Linked DNA regions of Homo sapiens: region 2 is linked to region 1. A link is an interaction called in ENCODE POLR2A ChIA-PET data of the cell type or tissue named here. Cell type or tissue: PC-9. All regions are shown on one strand. Links, peaks and the distances in the headings refer to the core of each region. The heading gives the core; the rest is flanking DNA.

Region 1 (10,398 bases), core at 569-8,568:
CAGGCCTTGGACGCTGGCCAGACAGGCTCCACTCACTCCAAACTCGGCTGCCAGGAGCCAGGCTGGGAGGACACTGGGGGGCTGGGAAGGCGGCCAGTCCTGCCCCCGTTCCCAAGCTGGCCACACAAGGACAGCTCTGTGCTCTGTGCCCCTGCTCAGCCTGTGGGCTCAAGAGCAAGACGACGGGAGGGAGGACCCACCCTGGAGCACACCAGCAGCTGCCCCGGGGATGCCAGGGATCTCGGTCACATTGTTGAGCATGAAGTAGGGGTCACAGGAGTCGGTCGTAAGGTTGGGGCTGTGGCAGAAGAAACTCCATAGCTGGGTGGCCACTGTCTCATTGTCCACTACAGCTGTCTTGGCACAGATGTCAAACTGGTCCCGGGACAGGGTCCTGTTGCCCAGCATGCATACCCTGTGAGGGACAGAAGCACCGGCACCTGCTCAGGTCAAAGCCCCTGCCTGTGCCCACCCTGCAGTCTCTGGGATCTGGGGCATCAAAGGCTGGCTACATGGGAGGGATGTCCATGCAATGCCCAGATAAATTCCTGGGTTACTTACGGAAACACGGGAGGGTCAAATATAGACTTTATGCCCCCAGCATAGATGGAGAGGATGGAGATGATCACACAGGCCAGGAAGAGCGAGGCAAATTTGTTCACATACTTGACCCCCACAAACACCACCAGGGTCATGAAGGTCAGGAAAATGGTCCCATACACACGCATATTGTTCAAAGTGGCATTCGACGTGTCATGAGCACCCGATGGGTAAAAAATGGCAGCTGGTGGGGCAATGTAGGTCTGAAACAAGAAGATGGATAAGGAGGGTTTTATTTCTTATTTGGAAAGTGAAACTTGTCGTTTTGGTTTTCTTTTTACGAGTACCTAAAAGAGGCCGGGCGCAGTGGCTCACGCCTGTAATCCCAGCACTTTGGGAGGCTGAGGTGGGGGATCACTTGAGGTCAGGAGATCATGACTAGCCTGGCCAACATGGGGAAACGCCATCTCTACTAAAAATTAGCCGGGCGTGGTGGCACGTGCCTGTAATCCCAGCAACTGGAGGCTGAGGCAGGAGGATCGCCTGAATCCAGGAAGCAGAGGTTGCAGTGAGCAGAGATCGCACCACTGCACTCCAGCCTGGGTGACAGAGGGGGACTCCGTCTCAAAAAAAAATAAAAAATAGGTCAGCGCCGTGGCTCACGCCTGTAATCCCAGCACTTTGGGAGGCTGAGGCGGTGGATCACTTGAGGTCAGGAGTTTGAGACCAGCCTGGCCAACATGGTGAAACCTCATCTCTACTAAAAATACAAAAATTAGTGGTGCAAAAACTGGTAGTAGTGGCACACGCCTGTAATCCCAGCTACTCGGGAGGCTGAGGCAGGAGAATCACTTCAGTCTCGGAGGTGGTGGTTGCAGTGAGTAGAGACCACACCACGGCACTCCAGTCTGGGTGACAGAGTGAGACCTTGTCTCAAAAAAATAAATGAATAGGCCGGGCGCAATGGCTCATGCCTATAATCCCAGCACTCTGGGAGGCCGACTGCCTGAGCTCAAGAGTTCGAGACAACCCCAGGCAACTTGGTGAAACCTCATCTCTACTAAAATACAAAAAATTAGCTGGGCGTGGTGGCATGAGCCTGTAATCCCAGCTACTCGGGAGGCTGAGGCAGGAGAATCACTTGAACCCAGGAGGCGGAAATTGCAGTGAGCTGTGATCATGCCACTGCACTCCAGCTTGGGCGACAGAGTGAGACTGCATCTCAAAACAAATAAATAAATAAAAATAAAAAATAAGAGTACCTAAAAGAAGCCAGTCACAAAAGGTCACATATTATATGATTCTGTTTATATGAGATGCCCAGAATAGGCAAATCCCAAGGCAGAAAGCAGATTCCTGGTTGCCAGGGCTGGCGGGGAATGGAGAGTGACTGCTAATGGGGGTTCTTGGGATGATGAAAATGTTCTAGAATTGACTGCGCAACTCTGTGAATATACTATAAAACATTGAATTGTACACTTTCAATGGTATATAAATTGGTATGGGAATTGCATGGTATGTAAATTATATGTTAATAAAGCTGTTACTTAAAAACAAGCAAACAAAAAGGATCCAAACATAGATGCCAACCTGAATCGTTAAATAGCCAAAGTGGAACAGTTTGAGCAAGAAAATAAATAATGATAGTATTGGATTACAACCCAAAGAATAAAGTAAATATCCAGAAGTCCATACAGATATAATGACATGGCTGAATAGATAAACAGGAGAAGGGACAAATCCCACATAATGAATGTAGAAGGGATATGAGAAATGAAAACAAGCCAAAGCCCCCCCAAATCAGAAGATTCAGGTGCAGGGTCCTGCTGCAGGTAGAGGACCTGGAGACAAGAACAGCCAGGCAGTCCCTCCAGGTATCTCCTACCCTCTGGATCCCCAGGGGCGGGCACCTGTCACCCCATGCCTCCCGCAGCTCCTTGCCTCTTCTCCCACTGGTACGGCAGTTCACTGGGGAATGAGAAGCTGAGGCTGACAGAGCTCCCATGGGGCTCGTGGAGGGAGCGCCGACCTCCAGCAGGGTTCTGTGGCTGCTTACCCTGATTGAAGGACAAGGAGAAGGTGGATCTGAAGTGCCCTGGCACAGAGCCCCGGAGGACACAGAGCTGGCCAGAGCTCACACAAGCCCAGAAGGAAGCCTACATCACCACCAAGATCTGTCACTGAGCTGAATACAACAGTTCCTGGAACCCTTGCCATGGCTGCAATGGTGCCCAGGTGGATGGAACATCCAGGGCCGAGGTGAAGGCAGCCAGGCCTCTGCCTTGCCTGGCCCAAACTGGCATGGAGGTGAAAGGAAGACCAGCCTGAGTAAAGGTCTTTGTCTCTCGAAGAGGCTTCCTACTTTATAATACCCAGGCCTTGGCCAGACATGTGGGGATGAACAGCCTGAGCCTTCTGTTTGGAGTCCAAAGGGACTGTTTGGACATGGCCAGAGTTGGCCAGGGCTCAGCCTGACTCACCAGCAAGATCTCGATGGCCCCCAGGATGTACATGGCTGCTGCGAATGTTGTTCCCAGGTAGAAGCACAGGCCCACAGCACCTCCAAATTCTGGCCCCAGTGAACGAGAGATCATGAAATAGGAGCCCCCAGCTACAGCAGAGAAATGAAAGTGTGCACAGGTCAAGGCTGGTTCTTCTTCAAGGGGTCTCCCTGTGACAAGCCTGCACAACCACCCAGAGGGACAGGGACTGCTTTTCCTGTTTGTGGATGAGTAGAGGGGCTGGGAGACCTACCCAGGGCTGCACGGTGGGTAAGCATCTAGGCTGACATTCGATCCTATCCCCATCTGACTCGAATGTCCAGCACGGCCCGTGGAAATAACTGCTTTGCGGGAGCAGCTCTAGTCTGCAGCAGTGGCTGACTGGCCACCATCCTCCAATGCCCTGTGCACAGCCCACAGCCTCCTCTGGCTGGGTGTGTCCTATCTCAGCCCACCTCACCCTCCTGAGGCCTGTGCCTTTGTTAGTCTGACTCCTCCAGACCAGAGGAGGGACTGTCTCATCCAGCCTTTTGGCCCTAAGGCCCCGCACAGTGCCTGCCACCAGGTGAGTGTCCACGGCTCCCTGCCCTGAATCTGTGCTTCTATCAAAGTCTAACACCCTTAAAAGACTCAGAGAGTCATGACCAGGCCCCAGGGTGACAAGCACAGGGGGACAAGAGTCATCTCATGTTGCTGGTTGTATCTGCTGCTGAGACAATGTCTCTGGTGAAAATCTGGGAACAGGGATCAAGAAATTCTTTCAAAGAGTCAATCTTGGCTGGGCGTGGTGGCTCATGCCTGTAAGCCCAGCATTTTGGGAGGCTGGGGTGAGTGGATTGCTTGAGCTCAGGAGTTCCAGACCAGTCTGGGCAACATGGCGAGACCCCGTCTCTACTAAAAAAAGGAAATGATAAAAATATACATTTTTAAAAAAAGGCCGGGTGCAGTGGCCCACATCTGTAATCCCAGCATTTTGGGAGGCTGAGATGGGTGGACTGCCTGAGCTCAGGAGTTCGTGACCAGCCTGGGCAACACGATGAAACCCCGTCTCTACTAAAATACAAAATTAGCTAGGCGTGGCGGTGTGCACCTGTAGTCCCAGCTACTCAGGAGGCTGAGGCAGGAGAATCGTTTGAACCTGGGAGGCAGAGGGTGCAGTGAGCCGAGATCATGCCACTTCACTCTAGCCTGGCGACAGAGTGAGACTCCGTCTCAAAAAAAAAAAAATGTCAGCTGGGCACAGTGGCTCACGCCTGTAATCCCAGCACTTTGGGAGGCTGAGGCAGGCAGATGACTTGAGGTCAGGAGTTTGAGACCAGCCTAGCCAACATGGTGAAACCCCATCTCTACTAAAAATACAAAAATTAGCTGAGCATGGTGGTGCATGTCTGTAATCCCAGCTACTCGGGCGGCTGAGGCAGGAGAATCGCTTGAACCTGGGAGGTGGAGATTGCAGTGAGCTGAGATCGTGCCACTGCACTCCAGCCTGGGCGACACACTCCGTCTCAAAATAAATAAATAAATAAATAAACGAAAAGTCAATCTTTTTCATGCCGTAATCCACCTCCAGGACCCTCTCCTAAGGGAACTGCTGGGGCATGAACAAAGATTCATGTTCAAGGATGTTCATGACAACAATGTATACAATGGTGAAAAAGTGGAACCCACAGGCAGGAGAATAATCACATTAATTAGGTTATGGTGTACCATGGAGAATCCTGTTTTCAAAAAACCATTTTCGGCAGGGTGCAGTGGCTCACACCCGTAATCCCAGCACTTTGAGAGGCAGAGGTGGGTGGATCAGTTAAGGTCAAGAGTTCGAAACCATCCTGGCCAACATAGTGAAACCTCGTCTCTACTAAAAATACAAAAATGTGGTGGTCGCCTGTAATCCCAGCTACTCAGGAGGCTGAGGCATGAGAATCACTTAGAATTGCTTAAACCTGGGAAATGGAGGTTGCAGTGAGCTGAGATCATGCCACTGCACTCCAGCCTGGGTGACAGAGAGAGACTCTGTCTCAAAAAAAACCCAAAAAACCAAAATCAAAAAACTGTTTTCAACACTTGGGAAACATACACACACACATACACACGTAAACATATACACATAAATGCATATGTATATATACACACATATACTTTTGGGAAATACACACAAACACACACACACATATATATATATATATATACAATTTATGTAAATAGAGTGTGCGTGTGCAATACTTCATAAGACCCTAAGACTTATATATACCAAAAGGCGAACAGTAGTGATTTCAGGATGGTGGGATTATGGGTGCTTTTAATTTTCCATTCTATACCTTTCTGCACTTTTTTATTATTTATTTATTTATTTTGGAGATGGAGTCTTGCTCTGTCACCCAAGCTGGAGTGCAGTGGCATGATCTTGGCTCACTACTGCAACCTCTGCCTCCTGGGTTCAAGCTATTCTCTGCCTCAGCCTCCCAAGTAGCTGGAATTACAAGTGCCCACCACCATGCCTGGCTAATTTTTTTTTTTTTTTTTTGCGACGGAGTCTCGCTCTGTCGCCCAGGCTGGAGTGCAGTGGTGCAATCTCGGCTCACCGCAAGCTCTGCCTGCCAGGTTCACGCCATTCTCCTGCCTCAGCCTCCCGAGTAGCTGGGACTACAGGCGCCCGCCACCACGCCCGGCTAATTTTTTGTATTTCTAGTAGAGATGGGGTTTCACCGTGTTGGCCAGGATGGTCTCGATCTCCTGCCCTTGTGATCCACCCACCTCGGCCTCCCAAAGTGCTGGGATTACAGGCATGAGCCACCGCGCCTGGCCTTTTTTTGCACTTTCAAACCCTCTTACAGTAAACATACATTGCCCTTTTTTTTTCTTTTTTGGTATTGCTTTTATATTAACAAAAACCACAATGGCACTCTCCAACTCTGTCAAGCAGGAAAGCTCCTACGTGGGCACTGTCCTGGCATCAGGGATTGGGAGCCCACTACAGAACTGCTTGGGGCAGGGGTGTGCTATGGGGGTTCCCAGGTAGGTCAAGGCAGATACTGGGTCCTTTTCTCTTCCACCAGGCCTTGGGTGGCGCTCACTGACCTGGAACCACACCGTTGGTGGCGATGGCACTCATGGAGATGGCCGTCAGCAGGGTCTGTGGGAAGGAGGGCCTGGGTGAGCGGCTCAGCTGGGTGGGCTCTGTGGGGGCAGCCGTGGCCCATGCCCAGCCCAACCCTCCCACGCCAGGACACTCACACAACAGCAGCAGATAAGCACGATGAGGAGGGCCTGTAGCACACCTGCTGTGCCCACCATCCAGGTCAGCCGCAGGAAGAGGATAACCCCAAAGATATTCTGCAGGCAGGGCAGGTACACCCCCATGAGGGTGCCCATGCTGGGTGCCTATGCGAACACAAAGGGAGGGGGCGAGTAGAGCATCAGAGGGATGCACCATGGAGAGTCAGCCCTAGTCACTCAGCAGGCCCCCTCCCCCAGTGGGGCCCCAGGGAACACAGAGAGTAGGGGTGACAGCTAGGATGTCTCTATTGACTTTCATATAGGAAGACAGTTGAGTCTGGGAAGGTGTAAAACCTGATTCTTTTTAAAAACCCACATTGAACTTTGGAACCTTAACTCTCTCTCAAGGTACTGCCTCCTTCCCTTCCTCTCTTCTGTTAAACTTCTAGAAAGAGAGGTTTGTCTCAGATCTCCACCTTCTCACCCAGCAGGCCCTAAGTCACCCAAGCCAAAGTCCCAGAAGTCATCCCTGGCCCTCCCTCTCAACCCCCAACTCTAGTCCCGGTAGACACTAACTCCTACCCAGTCTGTCTCCCTGCTGCCCTGAGATCAGCCTGCCTTGTCCCAGCCTTAGTCCCTTGAACCTGGGGCACCTGGGTGGTACCCTCCTGAGCCTGTCAACCTCTCCACACTCCAGCCCACTCTGCTGCTATAGTAGGTCTCTGAAAGCAAGTCTAATCTCATCACCCATGCTGAAAACCCTCTGTTGTCTTGTAATCCAGTGTGCCGTCCAACTCCTTGGCTTGGGCCACCAGATGTGTCCCATCACCTCTCTTATTAGCTCCAGCCCCTGACCACATGGGTCCCTCAGATTCTGCGAACCTGAGAATGTGCTGGACTCTGCCTGGGAGAGTCGGCCCTGCCTCACGGCCTGGCAAACTCTTCAGTGAAACTGTTACCTCTCTCGGGAAGATGTCCGAAGGTTGCCTCAGGTGGAGTTGGTTCTCCCTCTCACATTCCTTTGGCATCTGATACTCCCTATCACAGTGGTCACTACAGGTCATGGTAACAGAATGTGCTTGTATATTTTGTTACTATATTAGGGCAGGCTTGGCTTGTTTATGGTTCTATCACCAGCAGGCCCTGCAGGTACCCAAAAGGTGCTTCTGAACCCAGTGAGTGGTGCTTTGGAAGCCCCTGGGACATCCTGTTGGGAAAATCCTACAGAGAAAGTGCTCAGGCTGTAGGGCAGGTGAGGAAGATCTAATACGCAAATCCAGGCAGGCTTTCTCAACTCAGGGCAGAGTAGGGGCCAGCCAGGAGGCCAGGGCAGAGGCTGAGAGCACAGAGGCTGGCTGACATCTTTTTGAGGCACTGAGCCCCCAAGAGTGCAGCCTCCGAAGTGTGGCCCTGACAGCTTCCACTGGAGCCCCAGCAAAGCCTCCTCACTGATCCAAAGGACTAGATTAGTGAAAATCATACGGGGAGAGGGGACAGGGAAGACCCACGAGACAGTGCCCGTGCTGCCCTGAAGCTAGGGAGAAGAGAACTCCATGGCCATGATCTTGTCTAGCTGAGTCACCTTAGACAAGTTCCTTAATGCCCCTCCTGAAGGGTCCTGGCCTGGGGCAAGACCTGTGAGCGACCTAAAGGACTTCAGAAGAGCCTCAGCAAAAACAAATGGCTCCTCAACCTGTCCTGCGTGGAGCAGTGCAGGGGACGGATCCCCCTCATCTGGGCTTTGTCTGAGCCCTTCTCAGAGGATGCCACCCACAGAATAGCGACAGCAAGAGCTCCCAGTCCCACCCCCATCCCAGGCTGAGTCACTCTAAGAAAAGGACAGTGTGGGAAAGGGCAGGGTGGGCCGGAAATGCTTTCTGCATCCCCAAATAACCTCTGGCAGCCTCAGAAGGTCATCAAGCCGGTGCTGGAGCTGGAGCAGCTGCTGGGGAGAGGCTGCTTTGGGTCTTGGCATGGTCTGGTCGGAGGCCCACCCTTCCTGCTTCAAGCCTTCCTTTTCCGAGGCCCCTGCTCGGGCCTGCCCTGGGTGAGGACCACAGCTCAGCAGCCCCAGATCCCTAACTTCCTACTGACTCCTTAAAGACTTGACCCAGCTCCTCCTTCTTCCATGAAAAAACTACTGCAGCTAAGACACCCAGTCACCCTCTCCCATCCTTACCCTGTGGCCAGGTAAGCTGGATAGCTAAGCTAAGCATCCTCACGGGTTCCCCATTGGGCCAAGGGATGATGGGCTCTCTCTGGCCCAGGCATCCCTCCCACATTCCTGCTGAGATGTGCACTAGCCGTTCTCAGGGGCCTCTTCACTCCCCGCCACCAGCTCCCTGGCTTGGCCTGAAGGGACAAGGATGAGGCTCTGACCTAAGGATCCTGTCACCCACTGTGGGCAGAGCACTCTCAGAGGTTGAGACACCCCTGCAGTGCTGGACAGACATGGCCAGACGCAGTTAGGGTTCTCTGCTATCTAGTCACACCTGGCTGCACAGGGTCAGGGTCAGGTCTGTGCGACCTCAAGGTATCAGCTGCCCTCTCTGAAGTGTGGGCTGGTTTGCCTCCCTGAAGGGCAAGGTGAGAGACGCGCTTCAGTGGGGTCTACCTTCTCTGCTGGCCCCACCCCAGAAAGGCCCAAATCTCACGACCAGGTGTGAGGCTGCAGGCCTGGCTTATCCCAGCCAGGAGCGCCTTCTGCTTGTGCCGACCTCTGAGAATACTACAGCCAGTGCCAGACGTCAGCTCCTCTTAAAACACCACTGCTTCCCAAACCTCAGGGAGTCAGTGTGTGGAGAGGGAGGGTCCCTAGCCTCCAAATGAAAAATGTAGAAAAATCCCCAGCCCTCAGCTACACTGAGCCGCAATGACACAGAGGAGCTAGGCAAAGAGGTAACAGTCACCCCAAAGAGAAGAGGGCTGAAGGGCCAGAGAACTGGATTAGTGACCAAAAAGTGGGACAGGAAAGCCCCACAAGGCAGCATCAGGCTCCGATCACATACACATGTCCCCTGACACTGGCACTCAAGGAACCCAGGGGGTTGTTGGAGGCTTCTGCCAATAGAGCCTTGGGCCAACACTGCGAGCAGCAGGAGGGTTTGTGACTTGCTCTGGATTGCATGACCTCCGAGAGACAACCTGGTTCCTGGCTCCAAGGGCAACACTCTTAGCCAGCCTCACACAATGTCACTGATCTGGCATTTTGCATAGTTACATATCCCACAAATCTGTCTCCCATAAAATCTACGAATCCATCTCCCAGCATTACACATTGATCTTGTCTAGCTCAGTCACCTTAGACAAGTTCCTTAATGTCCCTGACACTATTTCCTTGTCTGAAAAATGGGGATGATAGTAAGCACCTGCCTCTTGGTTTTGTTGTACAGATGACATATGAGAACCCAGGCCTGGTGTGGTACCTCGCACACAGTAAAGGCTGAGTACAGGCAGCTGTGTCTCCTGCTGTCATTCCTGAGGGGCTCCCTGGCCCTCTGCCCCCCGGGGGGATTCTCATTAGGTCACTTCTTAAAGCCTCCTGAGACAAGGCATTCAGTGCCCATCCTCCCTGCTCACTATGCTTGGCACCCACTTCCCCCAGTGTGCTCACCACCATGTGGGGAAACAGTCAATTCCATGGTGCTGTGTCTGTCTTCCCAGGTGTGGCCCCTCTGCCGCCCCAACCAGCTCACCTCGGCTGCCCTCCGGCGGGTGCCCTCCCCACTCTCGGCCTCCTCATGCTCTTTGGCGCCCTGGGTGAGGTTGGTGTAGCTGACGAGCTTTCCCAGAAGAGACGATACCTTTGGGCGGATGTCCAGCTCTTCCTGCAAACAGAGCCACAGGGCAAGATGGCATTGGGCCAGGTGGGTGCCAGCTGTGTGGAGCCAGCTGCCTGGTCCCTGGCCCTGTTCCAAGCCCTGAGACAGGCCTGGGCCTGATCCCAGTTCCTACCTGGGGAAGTCCAAGCCATCCAACTGGACAGGTGTGCACACCACACCCCAGCACGTGGCACTCAAAGGCCCAGCCCCGCGGCTGCTTCTCTCTACCCCGCCTTGGCTACAATCACTGCCAGCCCATTTGTGAAAACCACCTGCCTCAGGGGAGAGAGGGCAGGGAAGAACACGGCTGGCAGGGGGGC
Region 2 (15,291 bases), core at 7,292-15,291, 130 kb after region 1:
ACTTTTTCAAAACAAGCATTTCTCACTGTCTACCACACTCCTGCAGAGAGCACTTTGTGTGAGCCCCCAGCTGCCAGCTGTGCTTGCTGTTCCTCTCCTTTTCTTTTTAGCTCATGTAGTGTAGCTGCACTAGCTCACTGCTTTATTCGGTCTCCCCAGCTGCAATGCTAAGAGAGGATGCTGGGGGGCATACCCCTACCATCTCCTAAAGCTTCCAGAGGTTTGCAGGTCATAGCAAGAACCTTCTAGATCCAGGATGCTGTTGGAACCCCGAACACATGATATATATCTTTCTTTTTCTCACACGCTGCACATACAGAGGCATATGCACGTGGACTGTGGGTTCTGCATCATCAAAGGCATATGTGCCTATAGGTTGGCTCAGGAGCAGCCACAGCCAAGAGGAGCAATTGAGAAATTTCTCACCTGATTTGACTCATCAGTCGAAATAATTTCTAAAACTTTTCTCTTGCTAATTCCAGAATGCTTTAAGCATAACCCTCTACTTAGGGAATAGCTTTTTTTTTTTTTTTTTGAGATGGGGTCTTGCTCTGTTGCCCAGGTGTGAGCATAGTGGCATAATCATGACTCACTGCAGTCTTGACCTCCTGGGCTCAAGTGATCCTCCTGCTTCAGCCTCCCAAGTAGTTGGGACTACAGGCATGTGCCACAACACTCAGCTAATTTTTTATTTTTTTAATAGAGATGAGGTCTCCCTATGTTGCCCAGGCTGGGAATGGCCTTTTCTAAACCAGTTTCTTCTCATTGAGAGGTTGATGGTAGTGCCAAGGGCATATCCCTATAAAAGAAAATGAAGAGTTCACTTGCCTTATCTCTTTGGCACAACCCTGGAACTCTGTGGGACTCTGATCAGCTGCACATGTCTGCAGGGAGAGACAGTGAGTGGTCCTCAAATTCTTCAGTGAATTGGGTCTGAACAGAGGGTGCAGTCTTTGCCCAGAGCAGAGTTCCACCCTCCTCTTCAGTCCTAGGGTTCATACCTGCCTAGGAGTGCCTGTGGCTGCCATGGTATGTGAGTGTTTCCATGGCTGTGCAAGCTAGGATGGTAAGATGCCCTGAGGTCTGCGTCCAGAGCTGGGCAGCCTTTGTCCTATTTCCTGTTCAATGCTGCAGCCCTCACTCCCTGGTTCTGGTGTCCTGCTGGGCAAGTTGGTGACCACCAGCTCTCCAATGGTCTGGGATAGCTCCATGGCAAGGGAGGGCTTGCCCCAGCCCAGGTCAGCTATCCAGCTTTTTGGCCAGCTGGCAAGTCTGGCCAAGAAGACGTGCTGAACAGTGCTGAGCTTGCTCACTGGGTGAAAGGTGATATTATCATTCCTGCTGAGCCATCTCTTGGCAGCTCCTCAAGAGGGTGTGCTATCACAGAGAAAGGGAGCGGCTTTCAAGCATAGGCAGGGCTGCTTCTGGTCCAGCCAGGTGCCTTCTTCCCAGACAAGCTGAGTCAAGGACTTGCCACCAGCCGGGGCGCCCCGACTTACTTCCCACTTTGTCCTGAGCGTGCCGTGGCACTTTCCCAGCCACTGAAGTCATAGGCCCACGTGGAGTTACTAGAGCAGCATAGGGGGTGGGGGATGGGAGGGTGTCCTGGAGGGCTGGGGAAGGCCACCTTCACCCAATACTGCTCTCCTGCCCTACCTCTAGCCAGCCGACTTCCACTGGGTGTCCCAGGCAGTCAGTCATCTTGCCTCCCTGAGCCTTCATTTCACGGTCTGTGGAGTGATGGTGACAGTTGCACCTCACACTTGTATAGATAAATGTAGTCATGAGTAACCCATGTGAACTAAATGATGCTGTGTTTTACCCACGTAGGGGGAAGTTAGAGGCTATTCAAGATGTGGGAAGGGAAGGTGCCCATTCTGGTTAGAAGGAATAGAAGAATCTCACCCCTTTCCTGGCACTGGACCTGCCATGCCAGAATTTGGTGTGTTTCCCCTCCCTTCCCTGGAAGATACTTGGCAGTAGGTCCTCTGTGGTGGCTGAAGCAGGAAGGGGCTCCCGCACTTCGAGACCTCAGTCAGGCTGTCCAGGAGAATGTGTTTCTGACCGTGGTCCTTGGCTGTGACCCTCAAGCTTTGTACCACTAGCTGGAAGAGTAGATGACCAAGGTCGAAGTGGCTTTTTAATTTATTTTTATTTTTATTTTTAATTTTAGATAGGGTCTCAGTCTGTTGCCCAGGCTGGAGTGCAGTGGCATGATCATAGCTCACTACAGCCACAACTCCTGGGTGCAAGCAATCCTCTTGCCTTAGCCTCCCTAGTAGCTATGGCTACAGGTGTGTGCCAACATGCCTGGCTAATTTTCTTTTTCTTTTTTTTTTTTTTTTTGAGACAGAGTTTTGCTGTTGTCGCCCAGGCTGGAGTGCAGTGGCACGATCTTGGCTCACCGCAACCTTCGCCTCCAGGGTTCAAGCGATTCTCTTGCCTCAGCCTCCCGAGTAGCTGGGATTACAGGCACCCGCCACCACGCCCAGCTAATTTTGTATTTTTAGTAGAGACGGGGCTTCACCATGTTGGTCAGGCTGGTCTTGAACTCCTGACCTCAGGTGATCCGCCCGCCTTGGCCTCCCAAGGTGCTGTGATTACAGGCGTGAGCCACCGTGCCCAGCCGATAATTTTCTTTTTTTTAATTTTTGTAGAGTTGAGTCTTACGTTGCCCAGGCTGCTCTTGAACTCCTAGCCTCAAGCAGTCCTCCTGCATTGGCCTCTCAGAGTGCTGGGATTACAGATGTGAGCCACTGCTCCTGGCCAGTGGTGGTTCTTCTTATGGGGGTCACATTGCCTTGGCTACACATACATCTCTGGTGCCTTCTTGGAGCTCCTTTCCCTGCCATCAGAGCATAGCCCAGGCCTTAGAGCCTGCCTGGGCATCAGGCAAGTCATTTCTTTTCTCAGGCGGTGCAGTATGACAACCACTACACCAACACCAAGTACTGCTTGTGCCAGATGCTACGAGAACAGCTGGAGTCGCCCCAGGGAAGGTTGCTCCATGCTGCCCAGTCTTCCCGGGAAATTTGGTAAGAGGCACAATAAGATGTCCATCTGTCCTTGTACGCATTGCCCAAGTTTGACTTTGAGCCCTAAGCTGACTCCACCAGGGGACCAGGGACACAGCTTCTGGATGTAGATGTAGAGGAGTGGAGTGATGGTACAGCTTTGCCTCCCAGGAGGGGATTCTTTGAAAGCTTTGAAACGTCCCATCCCTGGACGGATCAGCAGAGCTCTGGGAACTAGGGTACTAGAAGGATAGAGGAATGCAAAGGAAGGGGATTTTCCATAAATGGGATAGTCACAGGCCAGGCCCCCAGGAACCAGTGGTCAGGAGAATTGGGCTGTAGCATGGAGCCTCTACCTTGAGCCTGCACTCACATCCATCACCCTGCAGTTTGAGAGACCACCTGTTGATTCTCTAGATCAGGTGCAGCTCTAGCTCAGATGGTTGACAGTTGAGGCCCTTCACAAGCTGGCCTAGCCACTGCCCCCACAGCTCCCTGTCTACCTGTCTGCTTCCAGAACTCCACACCTGTGCTTGTAATGGGTCGTCTGCCTGGAAGGCTCTCTCCCTCTCACGTGAGCTATCTGTAGCCTCCCTCTTACATAGATGCCTTTCTGAACCACTTTTGCCATTGGGGATCTATCTTCGTTTGAGTCTTCCAGCCTTCAAGATGTTTCCTAGAAGGGAAAAACCTTTGCCAGAGCCCTCTTCCCACCCTTGGCTTATGGCATTGGTTCAGTCCCTACCCCACATAACTCTGTAGCTCTGGGTGGTGCCTCAGTGTCAGCTGAGACCCATGTATAACTGCCTGTGGCTGGGCGGGAAGTGGGGAACCACTTAGTGGTCAGGCCTCTGTCTCTTCCTCCCATGGGCCCATGTGCTTGATCAGCATTGGTTAACTCAGTCACGGCTGGCTGGGGATACCATCTGTGTGCTTCCCCTCAGGAGAGAGGCTGCAGGTGGTGGGGGTGACCTTTACAACCTTTGCCACCCAGCCCAGCCTCCCTCCAGTGTCCACGCTTGGGTTCACATTCACTTTCCATCTTCCAGTCCACAGTAATCCCAGGGCTGGGCAGGGGGCACATTCTGATGGCCAGGCCCCGGTGGTGTTTTGGTGTATGTGGTAGAGGAGTTTCTCAGTGGTGGGGCCCTGGGGTCCTGCAGTACCCTGGATGCTGGCTCCGCTAAAGTGTTTGCTCTGATCTGCTTCTTCCTCCCTAGTGAGGCCTTTGGCCTTGGTGCCTTCTATGAGGAGACCACACAGGAGCTGGATGCCCAGCAGGCCAGGCTCTCAGCCAAGACTTCAGAGCAGACAGGGGAGCCAGCTGAAGATACCTCTGGTGTCATTAAGATGGCTGTCAAGTTTGACCGGTAGGTCTCCAGCTTGGCCTCAGCTTGGGCTAGGGCCAGCACCCTTGGGGTCCCACTGGGCCAGCACACTGGCTGCTGTATGTGCTTAATGTCAAACGTAGGGACCACAGGTCTTGTTGGTTTGGAAACTCGTTCTAAATTTTCAGCATCCCATAGAAGGTGCTTTCAGGGGAGATAGTCCCTGAAAGGCTGTCCCAAGGATAACTGAACTCTACTTTTTCCCTGATTTACCGCCTCCCACAACTCAGGGCAGGGGGGACTTGTCTCCTGTTCCTGAAAGTCTGTGCTTTTCCAAGGCCCTGAGGAACTGGCTCCTGGCATGAAGCTCCTCAAACAACAGCAGGACCCTAGCCCTCATTTGGCTCTGCAGCCCCTACCCACACCCAGTGCCCCTCACCAGCTCTGTGGTGCTCTCTCAAGCTGCTTACGCCTCAGATTGTGACTCAGCTTTGAATGGTGCCCTCCTCTGGGATCTGAGCCTTTCTCCAGTCCCCAGGACCAGACAGGAGCCAGTCTTGTCTGGCAGAGGTGTGGAGAGGGGGAGCAGGGTGGTGGGGAATAGCTGTTGGGCAGTCAGATGCCAGGGAGAGTTCCAGTTGGGAAGTTGGAATATGACCCCTCCCACCCTGTCACTGTGTCACCCTGTCACAGGCTGACTCTGAAACCAGATTCCAAGTGTCCATGGCTGCAGCAGATGATCATGACACTTGGCAGGCGGAATCAGGATGGGCGCTGAGCTAGATCCCCGAGACCATTGTCTGGCTACCTCCATTGCCCACCTCCACCCACTCCCTACTAATCTTGTCTTGAGTGGCAAGCTTCCTTCTTGGATGTTGAACATTGTTTTTCCAGTCTGGACCTCAGAGTACTGGGAGTTCATTCCCCCTTCCCTTACAATTTCTTGAGCATGCCAAAATTCATCTTCCCTTTAGGGAGAACCCAGGTCCAAGCTGCTGGTAGGACAAGAATGGGAGCCTAGGGGAGCAAGTACAGAAGCCTTAAGGCAGCAGCTCGGTGTCTCAGTTCCTCTCATTTCTGCAGCTCCTTTCAGGAGCTGAGTAGTGCCCTGGCTGAGGGAGGGAGCGGTGATGGTGGGTGACCCCAACTGCTTCCCTTCCTTTCCCCAGGAGAGCATACCCAGCCCAGATCACCCCTAAGATGTGCCTACTAGAGTGGTGCCGGAGGGAGAAGTTGGCACAGCCTGTGTATGAAACGGTGAGTTCCTGGCTGTGGCCTGCCCTGCAGCCAGTCACAGCACTCCCATGGCTTACACCCTCAACTCTAGATTGCCAGGCTGGAGCCTGGCCTTGACCTCTGTAGGCATGGAGAAGCTGCTGGTGGCCAGGTCAGTTGCTGATAGCCCTCCCCTCTTACAGTGGCCTGTTGTCCAGTTCAGCCAGACATCTCTCTTTTTTTTTTTTTTGAAACAGAGTCTAATTTTTATTTTTTATTTTTTAGAAATGTGGTCTCAGCCGGGCACGGTGGCTCATGCCTGTAATCCCACAACTTTGGGAGGCCGAGGCAGGTGGAACACGAGGTCAGGAGTTCAAGACCAGCCTGGCTAAGATGGTGAAACCCCGTTTTCCTAAAAATACAAAAATTAGCTGGACATGGTGGTGGGCGCCTGTAATCCCAGCTACTTGGGAGGCTGAGGCAGAGAACTGCTTAAACCTGGAGGCAGAGGTTGCAGTTAGCTGAGATCATGCCACTGCACTCCAGCCTGTCTCAAAATAAATAAATAAATAAATAAATGGGGTCTTGCTTTGTTGTCCAGGCAGGCTGGTCTCAAACTCCTGTGCTCAAGTGGTCCTCCTTCCTCAGCCTCCCAAAGTGCTGGGATTATAGGTCATGAGCCTTTTTTAAAAATTTTATTTAATTATTTAATTATTTATTTATTTTTTGAGACGGAGTCTCGCTCTGTTGCCTAGGCTGCAGTGCAGTGGCATGATCTTGGCTCACTGCAACCTCCGCCTCCAGGTTCAAGTGATTCTCCTGTGTCAGCCTCCTGAGTAGCTGGGATTACAGGTGGGTACCACCACACCTGGCTAACTTTTTTGTATTTTCAGTAGGGATGGGGTTTCACCATCTTCACCAGGCTGGTCTCGAACTCCTGACCTCAGATGATCCCCCGACCTCGGCCTCCCAAAGTGCTAGGATTACAGGCGTGAGCCACCGCACTTGGCCCAGACATGTTTTTGGATCAAGCCTCAGCCAATGGGGCACAGAATTGAGCCCCAGATGTGGTGCCCCTGGGGTGGAAACCATGAGATAGGCTTGCTTCACTTCCTTTGGTCCTTGCAGCCATGCCTTCCTTAGGCTGCTCTGCCTCATCTGGACTGGTCTTCTGGCCTCAAGGCTTATACCTTCTGGGGGTTGTGTCTGTGTCCCCACTCCCCCCCACCCCCACCACAGTGACTTTTCCAGAACAAATCTAACTTCTGTCTCCTCAAGTCAGCAGCTCCCCAGTATCTGAAGGATCAAGCCAGCACCTCAGCATAGAGCCTGAGACCCTTCCATGTGCCTCGCTCCTTCCAGTTTCATCCCTGCAGCCCTTTGCTCCAGCCAAGTCACCTGGTCCCTCTGCCACGTGTGCCTTCTCTGCTCCTAGCTTGTCCCTTCTCACCCTTTTGGCATCTGGTGACTCCTCATTTTGGGGACCTGGCCTATCCAGATGTCAGCAGGAGGCTCCATAGTCATGTGCAGCTAAGGGCTCTGCTGCGCTTTGCTTAGGTCTGTGACAGCTCCAGACACTTGAGGTCATTGTGTATTTGTGCCTTTCTCCACTGGGCACTTTTGCTTGGGAGGAGCATGTGATACAGGCAGCCTTCATTTGACTTAGGTTGGAAACACTTCCTTTTATCTGCCTTTGATTTGACCCCAGCAGTTTGGCCTACAGGGCTCATTTCTCTGGCCATGTGATTCCTTTTCTCTTTGTATCAGGTTCAACGCCCTCTAGATCGCCTGTTCTCCTCTATTGTCACCGTTGCTGAACAAAAGTATCAGTCTACCTTGTGGTAAGTTTCCTTATCATAGGAGAGGAGGCTTGGGGTGGGGCGGAGAGTGGGCATTCTGCCCACACATCCAGCATTGTCCTAGGAGGGTTGGGTAGATGGTATATGTGGGCAGTGGCATCCCTGGATGGTGACCCCTTACTCAGTCTTGTCAGAATCTGCCAAGGATGTGTAGAGTCAGGCCTCATAGCCCTGCACCCTGCCCCTCACCTTATTGCCCTCTGTCTGCTCAGGGACAAGTCCAAGAAACTGGCGGAGCAGGCTGCAGCCATCGTCTGTCTGCGGAGCCAGGGCCTCCCTGAGGGTCGGCTGGGTGAGGAGAGCCCTTCCTTGCACAAGCGAAAGAGGGAGGCTCCTGACCAAGACCCTGGGGGCCCCAGAGCTCAGGAGCTAGCACAACCTGGGGATCTGTGCAAGAAGCCCTTTGTGGCCTTGGGAAGTGGTGAAGAAAGCCCCCTGGAAGGCTGGTGACTACTCTTCCTGCCTTAGTCACCCCTCCATGGGCCTGGTGCTAAGGTGGCTGTGGATGCCACAGCATGAACCAGATGCCGTTGAACAGTTTGCTGGTCTTGCCTGGCAGAAGTTAGATGTCCTGGCAGGGGCCATCAGCCTAGAGCATGGACCAGGGGCCGCCCAGGGGTGGATCCTGGCCCCTTTGGTGGATCTGAGTGACAGGGTCAAGTTCTCTTTGAAAACAGGAGCTTTTCAGGTGGTAACTCCCCAACCTGACATTGGTACTGTGCAATAAAGACACCCCCTACCCTCACCCACGGCTGGCTGCTTCAGCCTTGGGCATCTTCATAAATGGGCTTGTGTCCTGGCATGATTCTACTCCCACCCTCTGTGCAGAGCTTGAGCTTTCCAAAGTGGATCTCCTGCCCATCTCTGTGGGTCTGGTAGAGGTGGGGAATGGGGTATCACTGGACTTGGGCCAAGTTAGGAAGGCCCAAGAAGCCCATTCTACTGATGGTACACCTGACACACTGGGCATCAATTGTATGTCCTGATGAGAGGTGATATGGAATCTGGAAGAAAGACTAGGGTAACTGGTGCTGCAGTAAGGGACTAGTCCAGTGGGGTGGGGAGTGTTGGTCTGATCCCCAGAGTCTCCAAGCCTGACAGCTGCCTGGAGTCTCAGACCTGATGAGGTGCCTGCTTTGGACAGTGGGGCACTGGAGGCGGCTGATGACAGCAATTTGGGGCCCTTATGTTTGGCAGATCACACCACACAGTCCCTCCCGTCCCCCGCCTTCCTCATCCCACTTGGGGCGGAAGGAAGTGGCAGATTCTCTTTAATTTCCTCCTGGCAGTGAGAAGCAAACAAACGGCTACCGCATCTCATGGGGCCTCCCCCGCTTACTGGGAGGGGCGTTCTGACCAAAGGTCCCTGCCCTGTCCTGCCCCCGCTTCCTCAGCTGTAAACATGCTGCTTCTCCTCCCTTTTTCCAGGCTCCATTGGGGAGTGGGGAGGGGAGGAGTCCCCTCTGGGTCAAAGCTGTATTTCCCACATCTCCCCTGTGTCAGAGCTTTACTGTTTTGTGGCAACTTTAACACAGGGTCAGGCACCTGTGCCAGCCAGCAGCCTCTGGCCCTGCTGGCCTCTGAGTCTAGGGTTTGGTGGGTGAGGCCTCTGTCTCAGTTCCAGCACCGCCCCCCTCCCCCCTGCCACCCACGCTTGCTTTTCTGTGTGCAGATAAGGATACCGCACTACCCACTGCCTCCCAGAGCTCATTGCTGTTTGACCTTGGGCAACTCACTTCTAGTCCTCTCTGTCCTGAGGGCCCTCCTCTTAGAGGGGATCCGCTGTCCTCTGCCTGTGTGAGGCTGGCTGGAGGACAGTAGGCTGGCCCTTTGATAGGACTCTGCATGGTTAATGGGGTCATTCCATGCCAGGCTGCCCTAACTGACTTCCCAGACCAGTGCTCCCCGAGAAAGGGCTCCACTCAGGAGAAAGACTGAGGCTTGGTCCAGTCTCAGCCACCAAGCTTTAGGCACAATTTATTTCTGATTTTTCTTCTTTTTTTTTTTCATAGAGATAGAGTCTTGCTATGTTGGCCAGGTTGATCTTGAATGCTTGGCCTCAAGCAGTCCTCCCGCCTCACCCTCCCAAAGTGCTGGGATTACAGGCATGAGCTACTGCGCCTGGCCTATTTCTGATTTTTCGTACTAAAAACAATCTCAATCAAAATGCCTCCTTTGGCTGGGTATGGTGGCTCACACCTGTAATCCCAGCACTTTGGGAGGCCGAGGTGGGTAGATCACTTGAGCTTGGGAGTTCAAGACCAGCCTGCTGGGCAATGTGCCAAAACCCTGTCTACAAAAAAATATAAAAATTAGCCAGGTGTGGCCGGGTGCGGTGCCTTACGCCTGTAATCCCAGCACTTTGGGAGGCCGAGATGGGCGGATCACGAGGTCAGGAGATCAAGACCATCCTGGCTAACATGGTGAAACCCTGTCTCTACTAAAATTACAAAAAATTAGCTGGGCCTGTTGGCGGGCACCTGTAATCCCAGCTACTTGGGAGACTGAGGCAGGAGAATGGCATGAACCCGGGAGGCGGAGCTTGCAGTGAGCCAAGATCATGCCACTGCACTCCAGCCTGGGCGACAAAGTGAGACTCTGTCTCGAAAAAAAAAAAAAATTAGCCGGGTGTGGTGGCACGTGCCTATAGTCCTAGCTACTCAGGAGGCTGAGGTGGGTGGATCACTTGAGCCCAGGAGGTTGAAGCTGCAGTGAGCCATGATGGCACTACTGTGTTTCAGCCTGGGCAACAGAGCAAGACCCTGTCTCAAAAAAACAACAACAAAAAACAAAAATGCCCCCTTTGCCTTTTCTTATACTCCAACTGGAACTGGTCAGACAGAGGCTGCAGTGCTGCCCGCCCCCACCAAGTCACTGAGTCCTAAGACCTACCTCCCCAGTGGAACTGGGCTTTGATCTCAGGCCACTTCTCCCACCAGTATGGTTTCCCTGGGGGAAGCCCCTCCTCTGGCAGGGTCAGGTTCATTTCTGGGCTCTGGGGAAGGAGAGGCAGGGATTCAGGTCTGCTATTAAGATAGAGGCTGTAATGTGGGGGCTTTGAGGGCCCTGGGAAGCACTGGGGAGAGAATCCTTTACAGGGGAGGAAGGTGGGGTGGGTCTACTATATATTCTGTGACTGAGGATGTCTGGCAGAGATCCTGGTTGGATATGTTAATCCTCAAATGATCTCACTTTAGCATACCTCAGTGTTGCCTTTCCTGGTCTCAAAGTGACCTGCCCAAGGATGGGACTGACTGGGGGGTGGAGGGGGACAGTCAGGCCTGAAAGCTCTGCCCATTGTTCTCACCATGTCCACCTTAAACTGGGCCACTTAGACTCCCAAACCTCTCCCTGGGCTAGTAGCCACAACACTTATCCATCCATTCCAGCCAGCCTGATTGAGGATTTCCCCTTAGATCATCACATTTGGGGGACAAATGGTTTTGATATGAGCATGAGAGGAAGGGATGAGTAAGGCTGGAGAGGGTGGCAGGTCTCTCAAAGGCCACAGCAAGAAGACTGGGCTGTGTGCAAAGAATCTCTTCCACCCTCAGTTCTGGATACTTGGGTCCTTCCAGTTTACTCTGCTCAGAACTCTTCCATGGGTCTCTTAAGTCTGCTCTCTGGACCAAGTCCAAACTCCTCAGCCTGGCATTTGAGGACAAAGTGCTGACCCTGTCTTCTCAGCACCCTGTGCTGACTTCAGCAACTAACTTTCTGAGATTGTAGTTGGCTGGTCTTATCCTCTCCTCCCAGATTGGGAGCTGCTCAAGGGCAGTCCTTGTGTCCCCTGTGGCTACCTTGGCATGGGTCTGGGGAGCAGGCACAGAAGAATCAAACCAGAGCTTGGGATGAGGGGGATGTTTGGCATGGAGAGGAAGAACTTTTCTAAACTCTGAATTTCCTCAGAGGCTCCTGTTTTGCCTAATGGGGAACAAGGGACTGGGGCAGGCTAAACTGTACCATCCCATGGCTCAGAGGGCACTGAAGAACTTCAACAATGGGTGCTTGGGAACAGTCCTGTGGCAGCTGATGATAATGATGGCTTTCCCTAATTCCCAGTCTTGGGTGGCATTCATACAGGAGAGAGTGGTTGTACAGTGACCCACATAGCCCTTGTCCACCCTGGGGTTCCACCTACTGCACTGGTCCTGTGGGCCTCCTGGTTTCACAGGGCTCTCAGAGGGCTGAAGGTGGGTCCAGATGACCTGCAGGAGCTTTGGAACTGCCTGAAGAAGAGCTCATGGGGGTACATACTGGCCCTAGCTGGGGCAAAGGGCTGAAAGAGTATGTACATATCGGTGTATGTGTGTGGTCAGGCCCCTTCACAGGCTGCAGAGTTCCCAGCCGTTGCTGACTTTCTTACACACATGGTGACTCTCTTCCTGCAGTTGGTGCCCATCCCTGTCCCAGCCCTCACCATTCCTTGGTGAGATCAGAAACCCTCCCTACAATGTAATCTGTTCTAAGTGTTCTCCAGGTGCTCAGTGGCTGGGAAGACAGATGCATAGCTGAGCATTTGATGAGTGGTTGAATTTTTCAAGCCATCTACAGCTTCTCTGTGGTCCCTTCCCAGTGGAGGGGCTGACCAGCCCAGGGTCTCCCTCCTGCCTGCTGTCTGGTCTGACTATGGCTGATCCCATGATTTAGGTGAAGTCATGTCTGGAGGGACTTCAGATGAGCTGGCCAAGCCTCTGGGACCTTATACTGTATCAGGATCCTGTTACATGTGGTACAAATAGGTGGGCCAGCAACCTGCCTGAGGCAGAGGGCTCTAGAGCTGATGTGGCATTTGGGCCCCAAGTTCCACACTCAGGCCCTCAAGGTTGGAGATTTGCAGGCAGGACAGGTTATTGGGAAGGATAGTCCACCCGTCTAATGCCAGTTGTTCCCTCTCCTTGACCACATTATCTTCTCCCTCTGACTTCATTCACCCCTGTCCCAGTTGAATCTAGTGATCCATCCAGAATTCTGACCATGTAAATCCCCTGCTCTAAGTCCTTCCACTGCTCCCTACTGCCGTCAGGATAAAGTCCAGACACTTTGCAGTGGCCTGCAGCATTCTGCCCACTCATCCGGCCCCACCTTAGGCTTCTGCCCACTGCAGGTTACTTTATGGTTATCAAGTCTTTGGAAATCTGTTCTCTGCCTGGAATGAAACTTGCTCACTTCTTGTCTGTCACTCCGGTTCCTACTAACCCCTGTCAAGGCCCTGCAGCTAGCAGGCTTATGAACTGTCTCTGAGCTCCTGGCACAACCCTCATCTCTTTGTACAGTAATTATAGATTTGCTGGTCCCCTCTCCCCTACCCCTGAAGGGAGACTTTATCTCTGAATCCCCAGGAACAGCACAGGTACCGGTACAAAACACTGGGCAGAAATGAAGCAATACAAGATGAACGTCTTGGATGCCCTGGACATTCCCTGTCTTCCTGACCCAAGGTCTAGTTTGGCTCCCTCTAGGGCTCCCTGGTAGCTCAAGTGTCAGTCCAGACATTGAGACCTCGGCAAAGAGCTTCCCTTTACCCTCTCTTCCCACTGGCCTTTGTGGGCGGTGTGGAATGTGCTGTAGGCCTTGCGAGAGCGGCATTTCTTTTTTTTTTTTCTCTCTTTTTTTTTAACCTATTGTAGCCTCTGAGAGGGCAGCATTTTTGGGCGCACCTGCACCCAAGCCTCTGACAGTGCCCTGGGTTCCTCCAGCAACGCGCATCTAGGGATGCTATGCCCTGTGGGCCCTATGCCCGGGGCACGGAGCTAGGGGAGGCGGTCACCCTACTTCTCTCACGTCCCTGTCCACCTTGCGCCTCAGCGGAGCCTTAGGTAAACAAGCCAGGCTCCCAGTCCCCAAGGACGGCCTTCACCCCAGACCCCAGGAGGAGGCGTCTTGGGCCATCTCGGGAAGGCTAGCTTGCTCGGGAGGGGCAGATCACGAAAACGGTTCTTTAGGCAGTGTCACTTCCTCTCCACTGCCAGCCACCCAATTTAGGCGGCTCCATCCCTCCCGCTTTCATGGATATGCAGCAGGATGCAGAGAGCACAGAGCTGTGATTGGCACGAGCTCACAACGGGCTTTCCCGCTCAATCTACTCAACTTCCAGCAAGGGACAGGCCCTGCCCATTGGGGTTCGCTGAGGCCTCAAACGCGCATGCTGTCAAGGGAGCAGCTGCGGGGGCCCGCTAGTGGGGACAAAGGCGCAGCCACCGGGGCGAAAGCTCCGCCCCGCAGAGGGTGGGCCTGCGGCGACCGCGAGCTCAGAGTCCGGACTTGTCGCGCAATCTGTCTCCTTCGGTTCCACCCCAACCTAGCTGGACTCTCGGTCCGGTCCCTGCCCTCTGGAGACTCAGCCATTAAAGTTGAGGTGGGGGGATGAGGATGTGGGCGGCGTCCAGGTAACTCTGAGGGGCCCTGATGCCTTCCCTAGAGCCAGCCATCAGGAGTAACACGATGCGCCCCCACATCACCGAACCCAGAACCTCAGTGCTTCAGCACCCCTTCCTCGACATGAGCTCCGCCCAATGAGGAGAAGGGTCTTCTGCATTGGCCGGTGGTGGTCCCCTATCCAATTAGAGAGGCTAACGGCCTTCTCTCGTCTGGTTTAGAAGGAATCGCCGGGGGAATACAGGCCAAACTACAATTCCCGAGAGGTAGCTGGGCTCTGCGGGGGGGGGGGGGGGGGCGCCTGCGTGTTCACGTGACTTCCTTCCTTCTCGCGGAGACCGAGTTACGCGATAGGCCTGTGAGGGGGCGGGGCCCGGCGCCTGTTCGCCGTGTTAGTGGCCAATCGGCAGCCAGGCAGGGTGGGCGCGCGTAGGGGGCGGGGCCGGGCGCGCGGCAGGGCGCGAGAGCGCACCCGCGGCGGCGGTGGCGGCGACTGTGGGGGGGCGGCGGGGAACATTGGCTAAGCCGACAGTGGAGGCTTAGGCACCGGTGGCGGGCGGCTGCGGTTCCTGGTGCTGCTCGGCGCGCGGCCAGCTTTCGGAACGGAACGCTCGGCGTCGCGGGCCCCGCCCGGAAAGTTTGCCGTGGAGTCGCGACCTCTTGGCCCGCGCGGCCCGGCATGAAGCGGCGTTGAGGAGCTGCTGCCGCCGCTTGCCGCTGCCGCCGCCGCCGCCTGAGGAGGAGCTGCAGCACCCTGGGCCACGCCGATGACTACTGCAAACTGTGGCGCCCACGACGAGCTCGACTTCAAACTCGTCTTTGGCGAGGACGGGGCGCCGGCGCCGCCGCCCCCGGGCTCGCGGCCTGCAGGTGGGTGCCGGGCCAGGCGGGACCGTGGAGCGACCCCGCTTCTCGCTCGCAGGATCTCTCGCTCCCTCCCTGTTCCCTTGGATGACCGGAGACCGATAACCCTGTGTGTGTGTGTGCGCGCGCGTGTGTGTGGTGAGTTAAAAACGGATTTAAATCGCTGAGGAGGCGTGTGGGTCGCTGCGACGTGGAAGTGGTGGCGGGCTTGGCTGGAAGCAAACTAGTGGGGAACTCGACTCCGGGACGATCGGGGTTTGGAGGCCCAGGGTCCGGGCTGCTGCCCAAGTGGCGTCTGGTTGTCGTTGCTTTGCCAGTGTGTTGCAAGGAAAATGTTGTCCCTGTGAATTGTTAGCGCACTGGGTTTTTCATCTATTCTAGGTCGTTTCTTGAAATTTTAGTTTGAAAGATGCTTATTTTTCAACGGTAGGACCCCTCTAAAAATCAGGCACGTGTTTTTTTAAGTCTACTTTGCTAGAAGAGTAATGCTTTCGAGTTAACGTCCACTCGTGCAAGTTTATGACCCACAATTAATTCGAAGTGTAACTGTAACGGGACTTTTCTGGAAACTGGATTTCCTTACTTGAATAAAGTGTTCCGGAAGATTTTTTTTTTAATAGTGGGTTGCTTTTT

What was found. Peaks named below come from ENCODE experiments on the same cell type or tissue, not always from the same donor. Only the 100,000 strongest peaks of a DNase experiment are listed, where the experiment ranks them.
Region 2: POLR2A ChIA-PET joins it to region 1 with 10 read pairs; 8 of 35 experiments call an interaction of 5 or more read pairs at or near these places.

The regions. Positions count from the first base shown.
Region 1 is chr16:67,951,623-67,962,020 of GRCh38, forward strand. SLC12A4 (solute carrier family 12 member 4) reads right to left here. Exons shown (of 24, transcript NM_005072.5): 3 at 9,953-10,084; 4 at 6,276-6,422; 5 at 6,120-6,174; 6 at 3,021-3,151; 7 at 562-803; 8 at 201-415. Among named protein-coding and RNA genes, the nearest start is that of SLC12A4, 12 kb to the right of the region's middle. RefSeq lists an enhancer at 7,453-8,652. In PC-9, for the core only: no CTCF peak of the experiment used is centred there; no DNase peak of the experiment used is centred there.
Region 2 is chr16:68,071,121-68,086,411 of GRCh38, forward strand. It overlaps DUS2 (dihydrouridine synthase 2), which reads left to right. Exons shown (of 17, transcript NM_017803.5): 13 at 2,914-3,035; 14 at 4,235-4,384; 15 at 5,512-5,599; 16 at 7,325-7,398; 17 at 7,629-8,200. The coding sequence ends at 7,866. It overlaps NFATC3 (nuclear factor of activated T cells 3), which reads left to right and starts at 14,250. Exons shown (of 10, transcript NM_173165.3): 1 at 14,250-14,664. The coding sequence starts at 14,562. RefSeq lists enhancers at 4,202-4,311, 13,727-13,806, 14,857-14,916 and silencers at 14,087-14,376, 14,537-14,806. In PC-9, for the core only: no CTCF peak of the experiment used is centred there; a DNase peak (open chromatin) is centred at 14,151; H3K4me3 peaks cover 1,867 bases; H3K27ac peaks cover 989 bases.